2 separate regions of the Homo sapiens genome follow, and region 1 is linked to region 2. A link is an interaction called in ENCODE POLR2A ChIA-PET data of the cell type or tissue named here. Cell type or tissue: MCF 10A. All regions are shown on one strand. Links, peaks and the distances in the headings refer to the core of each region. The heading gives the core; the rest is flanking DNA.

Evidence for each region. Peaks named below come from ENCODE experiments on the same cell type or tissue, not always from the same donor. Only the 100,000 strongest peaks of a DNase experiment are listed, where the experiment ranks them.
Region 1: POLR2A ChIA-PET joins it to region 2 with 5 read pairs; 2 of 35 experiments call an interaction of 5 or more read pairs at or near these places.

Annotation. Positions count from the first base shown.
Region 1 is chr2:223,480,521-223,484,921 of GRCh38, forward strand. No RefSeq gene overlaps it. Among named protein-coding and RNA genes, the nearest start is that of SCG2, 120 kb to the right of the region's middle. In MCF 10A, for the core only: no CTCF peak of the experiment used is centred there; no DNase peak of the experiment used is centred there.
Region 2 is chr2:223,817,147-223,821,547 of GRCh38, forward strand. The region is part of intron 1 of AP1S3 (adaptor related protein complex 1 subunit sigma 3); the gene reads right to left. Among named protein-coding and RNA genes, the nearest start is that of AP1S3, 18 kb to the right of the region's middle. In MCF 10A, for the core only: no CTCF peak of the experiment used is centred there; a DNase peak (open chromatin) is centred at 2,035.

The DNA.
Region 1 (4,401 bases), core at 197-4,196, 340 kb before region 2:
CTGAGTGTTAAATGAACATAACCAGAAAATGAATTATTATTCACATTATTTTTCTGCATATTCTGAGTAAGACTCGTATTTGTAATCATCAACAAATAATGATAAGCTTTTAGAGAGCCACTGCAAATAACTATTCTTGGGTAGCACATGGACAATGCATGGTTATAAATGATTATATAATCAGCATTAAATAAATGACATTAGGAAAGTATAGTGGTAAGAAGGTCTCTATTGTTTTAATACAAATGGTTCCAAAGAGCTATGGTTTTGCAGGCAGAATTCTGAGATGGCCCCCCAAGATTCCTGTTCCACTGAGACTGTGGAAATGATCTATTTTACTCCTGTGATTAGTTGATATTATGTGGCACGTTTGACTTTAAGAAAGAGAGATTATCTTGAGTGGACCAGATCTCACCAGATACGTCCTTAAAAGTCTGAGTTCTTCCTAACAAAAGAAATCTGAAGTATGAGACAGCTTATGGAAAGGAGCGATGTAGCAATAAATGGGTGGCCTCTAGGAGCTATAAGCAACCCCTGCCTGACAGCCAGCATCGAACTGAAGACCTCAGTCCGGCAGCCACATAAAAATACTATTTTGGAGTGATCCTCATAACAACTTGAAGGTTCTTGGAAGCAGATTTGTCCCCACAGCCTCCAGAAAGGAATATATTAGTGATATGGTTTGGTTGTTTTCCCAGTCAAATCTCATCTTGAATTGTAGCTCCCATAATTCCCACATGTTGTGGGAGGGACCCGGTGGGAGGTAATAGAATCATGGGGGCAGGTCTTTCCCATGCTGTTCTCGTGATAGTGAATAAGTCTCACAAGATCTGATGGTTTTATAAGGAGGAGTTTCCCTACGCAAGTTCTCTCTTGCCTGCTGCCATGTGTGCCTTTTGCCTTCTGCCATGATTGTGAGACCTCCCCAGCCACATGGAACTGTGAGTCCATTAAACCTCCTTTTCTTTATAAATGACCCGGCCTTGGATATGTCTATCAGCAGTGTGAACACGGACTAACATAATTAGGTCGGTGCAAAAGTAATTGTGGTTTTTGCTATTGAAATTAGTAGCAAAAACCATTGAAAGTAATGGAAAGAACCGCAATTACTTTTGCACTAACCTTTTATACCACAGTCAACATCCTGATTGCAGCCTGTGAGACCCAGGCAGGGAACCCAGCTATGCCTTGCCTAGACTTCTGCCCTAGAGAACTGTGAGCTAATACATGGGTGTTGTTTTAAGCCACTTTGTAGTAATTTTTTATGTAGCTTGGAAAACTAATGCACATCACATTGCCATTTTTTTCCTGTGGTGGGAGATATTAAGTTGCCAAGAGTAGTACGTTTGATAACAAAGGACATGAAGAGATGATTCCTGGACCTGCCTGAACACTACAAAGAACCCTCACATTGTCCGATTGGGCAATAACTATATGTACGTTCCTATTCTCTACTCCTAATTCTAAATCTTCAACTGTATTCTTCACATTCTTCATGAACTTTGTAATACAGCTTTAAACCAAATTGGAAATATTTTCCAGGAGCCCCACATACCCTTGGAGAGGCTCTGATAATAATAGTTCTTACTTTGTTGAATTGTTACAAATATTAAATGAGCTAATACATTTAAAGGGTTTATCACAGTTTTTGACAAATACTAAGCACTCAATTAATGTTAGCCATGTCATTTGATCTTAGAAACTACCTCTGGCCATCAGAGAAATGCAAATCAAAACCACAATGAGATAACATCTCACACCAGTTAGGATGGTGATCATTAAAAAGTCAGGGAACAACAGGTGCTGGAAAGGATGTAGAGAAATAGGAACACTTTTACACTGTTGGTGGGACTGTAAACTAGTTCAACCATCGTGGAAGACAGTGTGGTAATTCCTCAAGGATCTAGAACTAGGAATACCATTTGACCCAGCCATCCCATTACTGGGTATATACCCAAAGGATTATAAATCATGCTGCTATAAAGACACATGCACACGTATGTTTATTGTGGCACTATTAACAATAGCAAAGACTTGGAACCAACCCAAATGTCCATCAATGATAGACTGGATTAAGAAAATGTGGCACATATACACCATGGAATACTATGCAGCCATAAAAAAGGATGAGTTCATGTCCTTTGTAGGGACATGGATGAAGCTGGAAACCATCATTCTCAGCAAACTATCACAAGGACAAAAAACCAAACACTGTATGTTCTCACTCATAGGTGGGAATTGAACCATGAGAACACTTGGACACAGGAAGGGGAACATCACACACTGGGGCCTGTCGTGGGGTAGGGGAAGGAGGGAGGGATAGCATTAGGAGATATACCTAATGTCAATGACGAGTTAATGGATGCAGCACACCAACATAGCACATGTATACATATGTAACAAACCTGCACGTTGTGCGCATGTACCCTAGAACTTAAAGTATAATGAAAAAAAAAAAAAGAAACTACCTCTAGATATAGCAATACAGAGATTGTTCTATGCATTTTACAACTGAGGAAACTGAGTGTGAAGCAGGTTAAATAACTCATTCAGGGTCACACAGTTACTAAGTGTAAAACTTGGATAGTCACAGGTCTTGTAGATTTACTTTCTACTATTGATTTTCTGCTTGCAGAGATTCCTCATAGTAGGATGATGTCAAAGTTCTTTATCTTTAACAGACGAATATGCAGAAAGTCATATTTTTAGAGTGGCACAGTAACTGGAGGCCCATGACGTAGAGTCATAAACCAGTTATCACTTCAGACCCTTGCTACTCGAAGTGTAACTGTCCAAACAGTAAGCATCTGCCTATTAGAAATCGACTATGTTGGCAGGGTGTGGTGGCTCATGCCTGTAATCCCAGCACTTTGGGAGGCCAAAGCAGGTGAATCACATGAGGTCAGGAGTTCAAGACCAGCCTGGCCTATATGGTGAAATCTCGTCTCTGCAAAACTACAAAAAAAAAAAAAAAAAAAATAGCCAGGCATGATGGTGGGTGCCTGTAATCCCACTTACTTGGGAGGCTGAGGTGGGAGAATCACTTGAACCTGGGAGGCAGAGGTTGCAGTAAGCCGAGATCACACCATTGCACTCCAGCTAAGGCAACAGAGCAAGACTCCGTCTCAAAAAAAAAAAGAAAAAGAAAAACAAATTGACCATGTTAGAAATGCAGATTCTTGTGCCCTACCTAAGAGCTACTGAACCAGCAATACGTTTAACAAGATGCCCGGTTGTTCATATGCACACTAAATTTGAGAAACACAGTTTAGGAGTGTTCATCCACTAATCTACTTAATTTTGGCCTTCTTTATTCACTTGGGGTCTCCAAGTGAGTTCAGCTGCGTTCAGATATTTCTCTAGGCTTTCTTAGTGCCTGTTTATATATATTCCACTGTTTTAAAAATAGAATTCCTTTATTCTGGTCACTAATAGTATACTTCCAATTTTTTTGAACATTTTCCAGGGAAGGAAAGAGTTGGCTTCACTCATTATTGATTTTTTTTGTATTTAATATATTAAAACAAATGCAAAACAATTAAATGTTTACAAGCATTGTTTTATCCAAATCCATATTTAGGGCATCCTAGAGCACAGTGTCTAATAATAAAGTATCGCCAAATACATGTCTAAATTGACTCGGGAAGAATTACCTTAGAATGAAACTTATCAAATTGGTTTTATTCTTATCCTTTAGTTACTATTGTCAGCTCTCTCTCTCTGTTCTAGCCTCTTCTCAGCTCTTTCTAATGGACAATCATAGATCCCCAGGATGTTCTGTCTCCCAGTGCCAAGAAGCTGGCAGGAGGACGTTTCACACCTCCACCCAGAATCCAAGGGGCGTTAGGCATAGCTGTGTTTGTTCCAGGCCATGGGTGATAGCATCAGATTGTACTCAAGATGTAGCCAGGTGGTTTTCTGGTTTCCTGACATTGGATGTGTGTGATCATTGTCCAAGAAACCAAGTCCTGATACCGCAGCCAGCTGAGTGGAATGCACTTCCAACATCTATTAGATGATGCAGTTTATAAAAGTGGGTGCCGAAGTGTCCCTCCTGTGTACAGCAAAGACCTTCCCTTATATCTCTCTGATAAGGGAAAATGGGCTTGGCTGAACAAAGGCAAGTGTTCTCAGAGTGCCCTTTAGAGAGGAGACAAGGTTTTCAATGAAAGAGAGATTAATAGGACGTCTCCTCAGCTGCCACATGCAAACACACACACATACATACACACACACACACATCAGGCTTTCTCAAGATAGGGAGGAATGTCTCTCTCAAACGTCCCTCTCAAACATCCCTTCCCTTCTTGAGACAACATCCCTAGGTCAGGTCACAGAGCGGTGCTATGCCAGTAGCTCTAAAGTTTTGATGAGCTCGTGCAAATACATTAAAGATGAAAA
Region 2 (4,401 bases), core at 98-4,097:
TAGGCAATAAAATTAGGCCTCCGTATGAGAGGTGGTCCAGTCAACATCACCACAACGTAATGTTAGTAAGACATGGCTGGATGACAACCAAAAGTCAACCTGGCTCCAGGGTCTGCCTGAAGAAAGATGTGTTAACAGCAATGGTCTGCTTAGAGTCCTGGAAAAAGAAAACAATTTGGGGGCTGGGTGTGGTAGCTCATGCCTATAATCCCAGAACTTTGGGAGGCCAAGGTGGGCGGATCACCTGAGGTCGGGAGTTCGAGACAAGCCTGACCAACATGGAGAAACCCCGTCTCTACTAAAAATACAAAATTAGCCAGGCATGGTGGCACATGCCTGTAATCCCAACTACTCGGGAGGCTGAGGCAGGAGAATTGCTTGAACCCGGGAGGTGGAGGTTGCAGTGAGCCGAGATCGCACCATTGCACTCCAGCCTAGGTGACAGAGACAGACTCCGTCTCAAAAAAAAAAAAAAAAAGAAAAGAAAACTATTTGGAAGAGTTTGGGACCACATCTCTGGGGAAAGATGCCCTGTTTGGCTTCTCTGAGTATCCGCTGTTGATTTATTTAACTGGAATGGAGATAGACACAACAGCTATGAGCTGAAGAACATCAGAGACTATTTGGCCCACTAACTCTTACTACTCTGATTCTAAGCTCTCCCAAGAAATTTTCTGATCATCATCTAACTTCCCAGGAGACCTTTTTCCAAAAAAAGACAAATATGATGACCAAATAATAAGAACATGGTATTCTACACGACAATTACATTCATCAATAAAAATGACCCACTGCATGGCAGGTGTGATGCTGGGCACTTTTATATACATTATATTGTTTAATCCACAAATCTAGGCAATGTGTCATATTGAAGACAAAAAAGATTAAGTTGTTGGCAGTTGAAAGACTTTCCCAGAATTATCAAAATATAGGTGGCAGGGTAGGTATCAAATGCAGCTTGGATTCTATACTTCTATAAAAAATGTCCAGCTGGGCACATTCATTCACTCTTGTAATCACAGCACTTTTGGAGGCCAAAGTAGGTGGATCTCTTGAGCTTAAGAGTTTGAGCCCAGGCTGGGCAATATGGCAAAACCCAGTCTCTACTAAAAATATAAAAATAAGCTGGGCATCATGGTATGCACCTGTAGTCCCAGCTACTTGGGAGGCTGAGGCAGGAGAATCGCTTGAGTCCAGGAGGCAGAGGTTGCAGTGAGCCGAGATCGAGCCACTGCACTCCAGCCTGGGCAACAGAGGGAGAGTGAGACTCCATCTCAAAAAAAAAAAATGTCCAAGGTTCCAAGATAATGTGGAAGGAAAAGGAGTGTCTGTAGGCATCCTGGAAGCATATGAAAAATTTTGCAGTTATAAGCAATGTTCTTGGGAAAAGACCCAGAAACGTTAGCAAATTTTCTTTTTTTTTTGAGATGGCATCTTGCTCTGTCACCCAGGCAGGAATGCAGTGGTGCAATCTCAACTCATTGCAACCTCCGCCTCCTGGGTTCAAGCTATTCTCCTGCCTCAGCCTCCTGACTAGCTGGGATTACAGGCATGCGCCACCACACCCAGATAATTTTTGTATTTCTTAGTAGAGACGGGGTCTCACCATGTTGGCCAGGCTGGTCTCAAACTCCTGACCTCAAGTGATCCGCCCACCTTGGCCTCCCAAAGTGCTGGGATTACAGGCATGAGCCACTGCACCAGGCCAAATTTTCAAAGTTGTTCTTACACCAGAAATCCTGAAGGACCACTGGCTGCTTTAAAGATGACATCACTTAATGATTATAGATTCAAGCTTCAGGCATGGGGAAATAATTTGATACTATTTTAATTGCCAATAAAGTAATTGTAGGGCTAATTACCTAATAGCCAGTCTTCATGCTCAAATCCCACTACATATTTTTTCAGGGCCTTTTTCTACACTTATAATGTGATGTGACTGAGGGTGCATGTGAAATAAATATGGCATTTGTTCTCTACATGGTGACTTCCATCTCCCTACATGAAAGTAGTACAGTGAGTGCCAAAACCACGCCCAGCCCTGGACTGTTTTGGTGTCATAGCAATCAGCTATGTGCAGAGAGATTTAACATCTTTGATTTCAAACACTCGCTTTTTGTTTATTTTTAATCATACCTGCCAAGTAGCTGAACTGCATAAAGCTTTTTTGAGGGAGAATGCAACAGATACTTTCAGGTCCTTTTGCTGGAAATAACCTTTCTTTACATCACTCATTGGAGAAAAAGCACACTCTGTTTGCTCACTTCTTCCACTTGCCAAATATTTTAATTCGTTCTTTTAAAATGCAGAAATCTAACCCAATTTTAGCAATGTGTAGCTACAGAAATAAACTATAAAGTCCATAAATAACTGGCAGTTGGCAATAAAATTGACATTTAATTATATATCTTTCAAGGGTGTTACAAAAATACTGCTTCAAGATGCCTTGTGTAAAAAAAAAAAAAAATTAAAGTCCTATCTTTGTGATTATCTAATTTCACAGTTAACCAAAAAAAGAATTTTGCATCCTTTTTGGCCATTTTTGCTCAAGGTCCTAAATTCTTAGTTTCCATAGTCAAGATTATAGTACAGAATATAATTCTAAATTAGTAGTATATTATAGAAGCACTCATGTTACAAACATTTGCTATAAACACAGTGATTATTGCAAAGTTAGTTACCTTATATTTTCTGCTTTTTGAACTTTTACTGATAAAATACTATTATATTCACTGGTTATAAAAAATGAGTTCAGGATAAATGGGATTTAAAAGCTAGTTATGTTAAAAAAAAAAATCTTAATGTAACACTTGCTAGATTTCGTGTGGCCTTTAAAATATTTTGACCCTGAAAATGATTTATGTGTAAAAGAGTTTGCAACAATGCAAATTTTATTGGCATAATGTTTGCTAAACTAATTGCTCCAGAATTCCTTTCTATTGTGATTTAAAGGCACTTTGATATCAATTTTACTAATAAATCAGACAAGTCTATTATTTCAAGGAAGCTCACTTTTAAAAGGTTTTTTTTCTCAGACTGAAAGACATTTATCTTGCAATTGATGTAAGATAAAGGTCTTTTTCCCAGTGATTTACATAAGGGACCAGAGTTGAAGTTTTCGCATTTAGGTCCATTACGTTTTAAAATGTTTTATTCTTAAATATACTTAATGGCTTGGAATGTAATATGCATCGACTGACATATAGCTGTTCAATAAATATTTATTGCCAGAATATTTTTTTTCAAAATGTCGAAGGCAAAGATGAGTTCAAGTTTTTCTGAGGCACGGGGTGTGCCTGTTTAACTCATCTTATATATAAGAAAATGAACATAAAACTTTAAACTTCACTTTAATACTCTAAATCAGTAACATCTATATGTGTACATACTATCCCTATCATCCAAAAAAAAAATCACAGAAAGGAGAATTTAAGTTTCAATGTTTGTCCCAAGCAGCACCTATTACTTTATTCATATTCTATATACCTAGGAAATGATGATTCAGTGATTCCAAACTAGGAGAAAAAAAAAAAAAAAACAAGCCAGACCTTCCTGGACTGCCCTCCAGACAAATGATAAGGAGAAAATTTCCTTTGCAAATCAACATCCTCCACCATATGACTCCACTTTTTCTCGGGAACTAGATTGCTGACGTTTTGGGAGTATATGTCTGTTTCCCAAACTCATTCTCATGGGCAGCCAAACCAATCTGCTTTGCAAACCCTGAAACACACCTTGCTGGAACCAGTCTCACTGCCCCAGCTCCTCCTTCCCCATCATGCCTGAAATACACTTCTCACTAACCCAAGTCTCTAACATACTTTCAGGGCCCTCTCAAAACACATACTTCCCTATACACCGTGAGCCTCCCAACCATACATTCATCTTCCATGCTCTTGAGAGAAACCCTCTATTTAGAATGACATCCAAGCTGCTCTAGGTATGGATGCCTTCCCTCCCTGGAGCAGAAGCATAATCAGTTTTGTTAACTTTATTTATCTATCTATTTATCTATCTATCTATCTATGGCAGAGTCTCACACTGTCGCCCAGGCTGGAGTGTGCAGTAGCACCATCTCAGCTCACTGCAACCTCCACCTCCCAGATTCAAGCGATTTTCCTGCCTTAGCCTCCTGAATAGCTGGGATTACAGGCACCCGCCACCACACCCAGCTAATTTTTTGTATTTTTAGTAGAGATGGAGTTTCACTATGTTGGCCAGGCTGGTCTTGAACTCCTGACCTCATGATCCACCTGCCTCGGCCTCCCAAAGTGCTGGGATCACAGGCTTAAGCCACCACACCCAGCCAGTTTTGTTAACTTTTTATCTCTTAATAATGTCCCAATTCTGGTAGGTATTCAATAAATATATGCCTAAAGCAAAATAGTAGTGCTGTGCTGC